2 separate regions of the Homo sapiens genome follow, and region 1 is linked to region 2. Evidence: read pairs that join two places in POLR2A ChIA-PET (ENCODE). Cell type or tissue: A673. All regions are shown on one strand. Links, peaks and the distances in the headings refer to the core of each region. The heading gives the core; the rest is flanking DNA. Region 1 has its middle 140 kb from the start of SPRY4-AS1. Region 2 overlaps SPRY4-AS1 (SPRY4 antisense RNA 1).

Region 1 (5,379 bases), core at 284-5,283, 94 kb after region 2:
ACAGGAAGTTTAAATAACTGATCATGTCCTACAAGGCATTGCCAAGAAATGGACAATTAGATTTACTTTCCACTACCATCCTGAACCATGTAAAAATATCTTGGGTGGCTGCGAGATCTGATTCTAGGAAGAAATATCCCTTGGCTCTCGTAAAGATGTTGATAACTCAGTTGTGAGAAATTGATTTTAGCGGGTGTGTGTGTGTGTGTGTATGCATGTTTGCTTGGGGACAGGGTGTAAAAAAAAATAGCTGTTTTTAATGCAGTCGAACTATGTGTGAGGATAGGTTAGAGGATGGGTGACGACGGATAGGTGATTCAGGGTTTCAGTAGAAGTTAAAGGATGGAGAAGTGAACAACGTGTAGATTCTTTTTTTTTTTTGAGATGGAGTCTCGCTCTGTCGCCCAGGCTGGAGTGCAGTGGTGCAATCTCGGCTCACTGCAAGCTCCACCTCCCAGGTTCATGCCATTCTCCTGCCTCAGCCTCCTGAGTAGCTGGAACTACAGGCGCCCACCACCACGCTCGGCTAATTTTTTGTATTTTTAGTAGAGACGGGGTTTCACCATGTTAGTCAGGATGTTTGCGATCTCCTGACCTCGTGATCTGCCCGCCTCGGCCTCCCAAAGTGCTGGGATTATAGGCGTGAGCCACCGTGCCCGGCCAACAATGTGTAGATTCTTAAGTGCCCATAGGTAATGTGGAATCAAGAAGTAAAGAAAAGTTTTGAGCAAAAAAGGAAAGGGCAAAATAGAGAATAGAAAGAAATGAGAAGGTAGTGTCAAGCAAAGAAACGGAAGGAGAGACAAACTGCTGTAGGAGGTGAAAGTAATCCACTCAGGGAATTATTGGAAGAGATACATGCCTTGTAAAAAGAAAAGCAGGCCCGGCGTGGTGGCTCACATCTTAATCCCAGCACTTTGGGAGGCCAAGGTGGGTGGATCACCTGAGGTCAGAAGTTCGAGATCAGCCTGGCCAACATAGTGAAAACCCGTCTCTACTAAAAATACAAAAATTAGCCAGGCATGGTGGCATGCGCCTGTAATCCCAGTTACTCAGGAGGCTGAGGCATGAGAATTGCTAGAACCCAGGAGGCAGAGGTTGCAGTGAGCTGAGATCTCAGCACTGAGCTCCAGCCTGGGTGACAGAGTGAGATGCTGTAAAAAAAAAAAAAAAAAAAAAAAAATGCTGTTTACTAGCTGCATGTTTGAGAGAGAGGTTGGTTATTGGTGACTGGGTCTGTAATGTTTAGTCAAAAAGGTTTTATTGAGCAACAGCCTCATACAAGGCATTGAGGCAGCAAGGGGAAGAAGAATTTGCCTCTTGCTTACTATGTGCTGTCCTTCCTCCCTGGACCTCCAGGTACATACCCACTTAGAGAAAGAAAGTCAGCAATGGTGGTTGAACAGGATGTGTTGTCTCCAAGGTCTCTTCCACCTCTATAATTCTTTGACTCTGGCCGAGGTCTCCATGGCTCCACAGAGGCTTTAGCAAGTGTGTTCTTGGTAGGCTGGATCTCTGTTAGATTGAATAGTTGTTGTTTTAACTTCTGCCTCCTGATCTTATTGCTACCAGATAGGATGATTTTAGTTGCAAATGGACAGAAAACCTAACTGAAGCCAGCTTAAGCATAAAAGGAATTCATTGGCTTACAATACTGAAAGGTCGTGAGTGGATTCATTCAGCAATAGCTTAATCCTGGACCTCAGATGCTATTCCAGTGCTTTTTGTGTGTGCGTGTGTGTGTGTGTGTCTCTCTCTCTCTCCCCCCCCTTCCCGTGGGTTGTCTCCATTTTCAGGTCTGCTCCTTCCTATGGCAGCAAGATGACTGCCACACCTCCAGTCATCACCTTTCAATCCCCAAATTGCACAGAAAAACATAGCTACCCAAGTGTGAGCTCCCACACACGTCCTGAGCGTCATGCTGATTGTACTGGTTCAGGGCAAACACTCATCCTTGAATCAGACACTGTGGCCAGAGGGATTAAATTGATCAGTACTGGGCCACATGCTCCTCCCTGGAGCCCGAGGTATAGCCCTGCCTGAGCCTTGAGCACTGGGGAGTTTGGGATGACATAACTAGGAGACAGGGAAATGGATTCTGGGGAGCCAAAAATTAATACTGGGCTACCCCAGGCTCTGTGAAACCTGGGAAGAGACATGAGGTTCTGATCCAAAAAACAACAGGAAAAGGCCAGAGGGGCAAGAAAGAATCCTGATCCAGAGATGACCCCAGGATTGAATGACAGGTCCAGAGTGGCAGCTCACTGCCCACTCAGGCTGCCCTTTGTTCCGGGCACTGAATCAGGGATTTTGGATGACCCTGGTACATAGTTACTTCCAGGAGATTACGGAGGGGGGGAAATACTCCACTTCCTGTTTAGGATTACACTCTCAACCCTCCCCTCCCACGCAAGCCATATGTTCATTCTAAGCCGCAGCTTCCAGCCAAAAAAGCCCTTTGTGTTTTCTTGGCAAAACTGGAGCCCAGTAATTAAAGTCCATATGCAAAGCTGCTCCCTCCAGCCCACACCAAGTTCTTTTAATTAGTATGTAATTGGTCAGAGAGGTACTATCAAATAGCTCCCAGTTTGGCCGGCTGGAAATGCAGTGTTTGAAAAGTCCCAGACCAGAGAGGGATAATAAATGCTTTAAGTCCCATCTGTTGGAATGATTTGTTTAAGGTATAAATCGCTGTTCTGTTACTATTTTTAACAATTCTGCTTGTAGCATTTCTTCAAATATGGTAACAACTACCAGAGTATTTATTGGAGGTAGGAGTATGAGTAAATGAACTAGAAGAAGGCTGAGCAAATCCATGTTTTCCCTTCAAAGAAATTCATATAATGCAGTGGAGGTGGGGAGACAAAGAGGTGAGTTGGGCATTTGGTTAACTATTTGTGGTTTTCACAATGAAGAGCTCCTATCGCCCATTAACCTTGCTCCAAACACACCATGTGTGAGAGAGTCTGTGGTGATGTGAAGAAAGACTTTGAATGCACCTTGGTAGACAAGGGTCAGCAGTTGCAGAGAAGCAAAAGGAACAAGCAGGAAAGTGGACACTCCATTGCCCCTAGAAGCCATGGCAATCTAGAGTGAAGCTGGAGTAAGGTTTGAGAAGCAACGGTCTAGGGCAGGGGTCCCCAAACCCTGGGCTGCAGACCCTGTTAGGAACCGGGCAAACAGCAGAAAATGAGCAGTGGGCAGGTGAACATTACCACCTGTGCCCTGCCTCAGTCAGTTCAGTGGTGGCATTAGATTCTTGTGAGAGCGAAACCCTGTTGTGAACTGCGCATGTGAGGGATCTAGGTTTTGTGCTCCTTATGAGAATCTAATGCCTGATGATCTGTCACTGTCTCCCATCACCCCCAGGTGGAACCATCTAGTTGCAGGAAAACAAGCTCAGGGCTCCTGTTGATTCTATATTATGGTGAGTTGTATAATTATTTCATTAATATGTTACAATGTAATAATGATAGAAATAAAGTGCTCAATAAATGTAACGCACTTGAATCATCTCAAAACCATCCCCCCAACCCCCTGGACCTTGGAAAAATTGTCTTTTGCAAAACCGGCCCTTGGTGCCAAAAAGGTTGGGGACCACTGGTTTGGGGATCTTTAAAATTCCTTCCAGCTCTGACAGCGCAGGTCAATATTGATGCTATTGATGCTATTCTTTTTTTTTTTTTTTTGAGACGGAATCTCACTCTCTCACCCAGGCTGGAATGAAGTGGTGTGATCTCAGCTCACTGCAAGCTCTGCCTCCCGGGTTCATGCCATCCTCCTGCCTCAGCCTCCCGAGTAGCTGGGACTACAGGTGCCCACCACCACACCTGGCTAATTTTTTGTATTTTTAGTAGAGATGGGGTTTTGCCATGTTAGCCAGGATGGTCTCGATCTCCTGACCTTGTGATCTGCCAGCCTTGGCCTCCCAAAGTGCTGGGATTACAGGCGTGAGCCACCGCGCCTGGCCTATTATTCTTATAGTCGTAGTGATAATATAATAACAGTGCCACCATCATCATCGCGGCTGCCAGCTTTTACTGCATGCTCACTATGTGTCCGGCACTATGCTCAGTGTTTTACATGGATTGTCTCATCTGAGCTTCACAGCCAACTCTGAGGTTGCTACTATTGCTCTGCCTGTTTCATAGATGAGGACACTGACAGGTTTACTAACTTGCTCAAGGTCACCACATAGTAAGTGGCAGAGCTGGTGTGTGACCCCCCCGGCCATCTGACTCGAAGCCTGCGTTCTTACCCACCACGCTTGCCACCTTCTGCCCAGCATCGCGGAGTACCTGGGTTTTGCTTGATGAAAACGCCATGGAATCAGGAAGCTGGTGGAAGGAACGTGGCTGAGCCCCTTCCAGGTTCTTTTTGTTCAGTTAGCCCCTTGGGCAAACCTGTAGGAAAAAACTTATATTTCAGAACAAAAAATTTCAAACTCATAGAAACAGCAGAAAAGCATTTGCCAGGGGCTGGGTGGGGGGCAGAGGATATGGGGAGATGTTGGTCAAAGGGTACAAACTTTCAGTCCTAGGATGAACAGATTTGGAGGCACTGATGTACAGCCTGATATGACTATAGTTAATCATACTGTATTATATATTTGAAATGTGCTGAGAGTAAACCTTAAACCTCATAAAAAAAAAACAGGTGATGGATATGTTAATTAATTTGGGGTAATCAATTTACAATATTTACATCTATCAAATCATTACATTATACTATTTTAATATATACAATTTTTTTTTTTTGAGACAGAGGTTCACTCTTGTTGCCCAGGCTGGAGTGCAATGGCGTGATCTCGGCTCACCGCAACCTCCACCTCCCAGGTTCAAGTGATTCTCCTGCCTCAGCCTCCCTAATAGCTGGGATTACAGGCATGTGCCACCACGCCTGGCTAATTTTGTATTTTCTTTAGTAGAGACAGGGTTTCTCCATGTTGGTCAGGCTGGTCTCGAACTCCCGACCTCAGGTGATCCGCCTGCCTTGGCCTCCCAAAGTGCTGGGATTACAGGCATGAGCCACTGTGCCCAGCCTAAATATATACAATTTTAACAGTTACACCTCAATAAAGCTGAAAAAGATAAAAATAAAACCAAAAAAATGAGGTTTAGAAGCATAGACGGCTATGTGACATGGTTCTCTAGGAGAACGAGTCGGAGGTCCGTCTCAGCACCTTAACTTCCCAGCTGGCCACTTCTAGGTGTGGAATTGAGGAAGTGTTGCCACAGCCCACAGGTGCAGGTGAGAATGTGCGCCTGTGTTGAGGAGGCTGGGGGAGGTGGATGGAGCATTCGGCTCCACGGCCTTGGATGCGCAGACTTGTGGGGCCTTTCTCACTCTGCTTTTGTGTGGCCAGACCCCTAAGCACTG
Region 2 (5,379 bases), core at 191-5,190:
GACTATTATCCAAAACAAACACAAAACATTAGGTCCTACCTTGTTAGTTTTAGAGTTAATTGATTTAATTAACTGACAATAAAAACAACTAATAATAACAATAGCTAACATGTGCCTGGCATAGTGCCAAGTACCTTTAATTATTAACTTGTTTAAAAATCTGAAGGTACAAGAGGGATATGTCTCCCTCCTACCCTGTATTATTTAGGGTTCTACAGAGAAACAGAACCAATAAGATATAGAGAGAGGCTGGGTTTGGTGGCTCACACCTGTAATCCCAGCACTTTGGGAGGCTGAGACGGGCAGATCACCTGAGGTCAAGAGTTCGAGATGATCCTGGCCAACATGGTGAAATCCCATCTCTACAAAAATTAGCCGGGCATGGTGGTGCACATCTGTAGTCCCAGCTACTCGGGAGGCTGAGGCAGGAGAATGGCTTGAACCCAGGAGGCAGAGGTTGTAGTGAGCCGAGATCACACCACTGTGGTTTAGCCTGGGTGACAGAGTGAGACTTTGTCTCAAAAAAAAAAATATGCATAGAAAGAAATTTATTATGAGGGATTGGTTCATGACATGGAAGCGGAGAAGTCCCACATTCTGCCATCTGTAAGCCGGAGAATCAGGAAAGCCGGTGGTGGAGTTCCTTTCCAAGACCAAAGGCTGGAGGAACACAGAGCAATGGTGTAAGTCCCAGTCTAAGTCTGAAGACCCCAAAACCAGGAGTGCAGATGTCTAAGGGCAGGAGAAGATGGATGTCACAGCTCCAGAAGAGAGAATTAACTCGTCCTCTGCGTTTTTATTCCATGCAGGTCCTCAACAGATTGGAGGATGCCAGTCCACCCTAGTGAGGGTGATCTTTACTCAGTCTACTGATTCAAATGCTGATGTTGGCCCCAGTACAGTGGCTCACACCTGTAATCCCAGCAATTTGGGAGGCTGAGGCGGGCGAATCGCTTGAGCCCAGGAGGTTGAGACCAGCCTGGGCAACATGGCGAAACCTCATTTTTACAAAAAATACAAAAATTAGCCAGGCGTGCTGGCGCATGCCTGTATTCCCAGCTACTCAGGAGGCTGAGGTGGGAGGATCAGTTGAGGCCGGGAAGTAAAGGCTGCGATGAGCTGTGATTGCACCACTGCATTCCGGCCTGGGTGACAGAGTGAGACCCTGTCTCAAAAAAAAAAAAAAAAAAAAAAAGCTAATGTTTTCTAGAAACACAGACACACCCAGAAAGTATTTTGCCAGCTATCTGGGCATCCCTTATCCCAGTCAAATTGACACATAAAATTAACCATCACGCCCCCATGGTTTCCTCCATGGAAGCAGCCATTATTACCAATACTCTGCGTATCTTTTCAGATATCTTCTGTGCAGACGATTATTTAAATATCTTTCTACCCCTTCAGCTTTAAATGTAAGGAAACGGGCTCAGAGAAGTCATATAGTGAATTGTAATAATAGCTCCTATTCTGTGTGTGAGGCTCTGCCCTGGGCACTGTGTGATTTTGAATCCTGGCTACAACCATGCAGCATGAGACTTATTGTGTAGAATAGATGCTCCAGGCCTCAGTTTGCCTCAGTGGGTTGACTGAGGATTAAATGAAATAATCCATGTAGAGGGGCTTCTCAGATCCTGGCACATCATAACTGCTGAGTAGGTGATGACTGCAGGGGAGGGGAGGATCCGAGGTTTTTTTTTTTTTTTTTTTTTTTGAGACGGAGTCTCGCTGTGTTGCCCAGGCTGATGCACTTAGATCCTCGGCCGGGTGCGGTGGCTCAAGCCTGTAATCCCAGCACTTTGGGAGGCCGAGGCGGGCTTATCATGAGGTCAGGAGATCGAGACCATCCTGGCTAACACAGTGAAACCCCATTTCTACTAAAAATATAAAAAATTAGCCGGGCTTGGTGGCGGGAGCCTGTAGTCCCAGCTACTCGAGAGGCTGAGGCAGGAGAATGGCGTGAACCCTGGAGGCAGAGGTTGCAGTGAGCCGAGATGACGCCACTGCACTGGGCGACAGAGCGAGACTCCGTCTCAAAAAAAAAAAAAATACTAGGAATGTAAGTGAATATTTATTTCAAGTGAGAAACAGAGCTCTAACAATTTACACATTTTATCTTTTTTTTTTCTTTTTAAAAGTTTTTTTTTTTTTTGGCTGGGACCGGTGGCTCATGCTTGTAATTCTAGCACTTTGGGAGGCCGAGGCAGGCAGATCAACTGAGGTCAGGAGTTCAAGATGAGCCTGGCCAACATGGTGAGACCCTGCCTCTACTAAAAATGCAAAACTTAGCCAGGTGTGGTTGTGTACACCTGTAATTCCAGCTACTTGAGAGGCTGAGGCAGGAGAATCATTTGAACCTGGGAGGCGGAGTTTGCCATGAGCAGAGATTACACCATTGCACTCTGGCCTGGGCGACAAGAGACTGTCTCAAAAAACAAAATTTTTTTTTTTTTCTTTTGTAGAAATGGAACCTTGCTATATTGCCTGGGTTGGTCTCAAACTACTGGGCTCAAGCATTCCTCCCACCTCAGCTTCCCAAAGTGTCCGGGCCAGTTTACACATTTTAAAAGCCAACAAATACCTCAAACACTACACACTCCAGAAGAATAATAGGACATTTTTTCTTAATTTACTGCCTGACACACTTCTGTAGCACTTTTTATTCCTATATTATCCAGCTTCATACTCTTTGATCACTTCTTCATATGATAATGATTTTCTAAAATAATTTTCTGTAGAGCGAATAAAAGATAATTCAGTCTTTTCTCTAGCATGGGTGATCAAAATTTGCTTTTAGTTATTGATAGTCTAGACGCAAAAAATAAAGACATTCATAGACACAAACACTGTCTGTAGTATTACTACGTGTTTGTGTCTCTCAGAGGAATTTTAGTAAATTCAGTTTTGTGTTATTCCCACCAAAAATGAAAAAAGAATCTAAGGTGGGCCAGGCGTGGTGGCTCACGCTTGTAATCCCAGCACTTTGGGAGGCTGAGGCAGGTGGATCATGAGGTCAGGAGATCGAGACCATCCTGGCTAACACGGTGAAACCCCGTCTCTACTAAAAATACAAAAAATTAGCCGGGCGTGGTGGTAGGCACCTATAGTCCCAGCTACTCAGGAGGCTGAGGCAGGAGAATGGCGTGAACCCGGGAGGCGGAGGTTGCAGTGAGCCGAGATCGTGCCACTGCACTCCAGCCTGGGCGACGGTGCGAGAGTCTGTCTCAAAAAAAAAAAAAAAAGAATATGAGGTGCATTACAATTAAATGCACGTGTTAATAGAGTGTATTTCTTTTTTATTGTTATTATTTATTGAGGCAGAGTCAGGCTGGTCTTGCACTCCTGACCCCAAGTATTCCATCCACCTCGGCTTCCCAAAGTGCTGGGATGACAGGTGTGAGCCACCAAGCCTGGCCTAGTGGAGTATATTTCTGACAGACGAGAACTTCCATTTTGATTGACTCTTCACCTATTTTTCATGTCTAATAACGGGAAGCATTTTTCACAGGCGAGCATCTAACTATATACATTTTAAACCTTCCTTCTTCCCCACCACATCCTTCAGGATTGGGCCCTGTAGGATGTGTTCATATGGTGATACAACTTCTGATGAGGTGTCAGGACCTTGGTGGGGGGTACTTGCTACTGGAGTTTTACTGGGAGCTGTTCCTACCCTGGGAGGGTTAGCAATACTCAGCTTAATGATCTGCTAAACTCAATGTACCAGCGACTCAACTCCCATGTGCGTGCATCCCTGAATGCCCGTGGCCACTCTTAACGTCACACAACAGGAAGGGAGAAGGGGCAGAAGGGAGACTGGAGTGGAGAGAGATGGAGGTCTTTCCACTTGTGGTTAAAAGACTTGATGCTGGCAAATGTTAGAGAAACCAAAGACCATCCGATGGATGCTTTTCTTTCCGGGCCCTTTGCAAGACCTTGGAAGGGGCTGATCCAAGCAGGGATCCTGAAGCTTCAGCTGTGTTAGCCTCACGGTGGACCTGGTTAGTTATCACTTATATTCATGGTTCAGGGCAGTGTCATTTGAGAGCGAGCCGTGGAGCCCACTCAGGAGCTGCAGGCCTCGCTGGCATGTTAACATGCTCCATAAACCTTGGTTCCTCAGCAGGAAGCATGACACTATTAATAGTCTCCACCTCACTGGGAATATAAAGTCCACGAGGGCAGGCACTGGTCTGCTTATTGCTGTGTCCTTGGTGTATAGAACCCATGGGCCGCACTGAACATATGGTATGCTAGGTGTTGGGTGGCTACCCCCAAACTCTCAGAGAAAAGGAAACTGAGGCACAATGAGCTTACATACCTTCACTTGAAGCCAGACGTGTCCAGCTCCAAATTCCTTTTCCTGTACAACATGCTGCCCCTAGTCAACTGGATGGAGATCCGGGGTCTCGGCCTCCTTTCCTTCCTGCATATTCTCCCATGCAAACTGAACAAGCAGGGGAAACTTAGCCCACCTCTGAGTTCCTGAGATCATCATCTGAGTTATTCTCTCCCTTATGGATCTGAGAAGGAGTCCCTGGGATTTGTTCTGATCCATGGAATACATTGTTCTAGAGACTCTTTGGACTCCAACCTGAGTCCCTGGGAATGATGTGAGGTAGGAGATGTGGAAGAACAAAAATGAATGGTTTTGAGCCATAAAATAGTGAGCCTGAAAAACGAGTTTGGAAGATGAATGGCTTTGGGGCTTCTGGAACTTAGCAGGGGCTATCCTGGGAATTACTGACATTTCTGCCTCAGACCTCTGGGAGGCCACTGGTAAACCAGAGGCCACCCCCCTCCCTTCACAGGTCCATTGGATTCGAAGGGGTCCTCACACGAAGCAGGAAGTCACCCTGTATCTCAGAACTGTGGAGATCTCAGTCCGTGGTCATCTTGTCATACATGACATGGCAGGAGCCATGGTCCAGGGAACCAGGTGGCTGCCAACTTGCAGAACAGGCGACAAAACCCCAGCCTGGACCCCCAGACCATGCACTTCTCCCTTTGCCCTGCTTCTCCTCTGCCTGGTACAGGTTTCCAGCCAAGCTCTGCACCGGCTTCTATGTCTGTTTGTTTTCCTTAGAAGCTTCCTATAGAAAGCACCAGGTAAGGCTGAAGATGCTCACTTCCCCCTGTTGTTTAACAACGCAACTGGGATTTTGCAGCCTCTGCTTCCAGCCTAATTCTCCATTGAGCCCTGGGATAATATTTACACACAAATGCTGGCTCTAATCTCCACCCAGGAAAACACTAGCTGCTATTGAAAATCTTTTCACCCGTGATAGAAAGCAGAGCGGCCAGGCCTCACGCAGGCACCCTCGAGCTTCTCTGGAGAGTGTTAGGGAACAGCAAGTGTGTTTTATTTATATTTTTTTAAAG

The links. Peaks named below come from ENCODE experiments on the same cell type or tissue, not always from the same donor. Only the 100,000 strongest peaks of a DNase experiment are listed, where the experiment ranks them.
Region 1: POLR2A ChIA-PET joins it to region 2 with 6 read pairs; 6 of 35 experiments call an interaction of 5 or more read pairs at or near these places.

The regions. Positions count from the first base shown.
Region 1 is chr5:142,464,405-142,469,783 of GRCh38, forward strand. No RefSeq gene overlaps it. Among named protein-coding and RNA genes, the nearest start is that of SPRY4-AS1, 140 kb to the left of the region's middle. In A673, for the core only: no CTCF peak of the experiment used is centred there; a DNase peak (open chromatin) is centred at 2,407; H3K27ac peaks cover 877 bases.
Region 2 is chr5:142,370,794-142,376,172 of GRCh38, forward strand. The region is part of intron 3 of SPRY4-AS1 (SPRY4 antisense RNA 1); the gene reads left to right. Among named protein-coding and RNA genes, the nearest start is that of SPRY4-AS1, 48 kb to the left of the region's middle. In A673, for the core only: no CTCF peak of the experiment used is centred there; no DNase peak of the experiment used is centred there.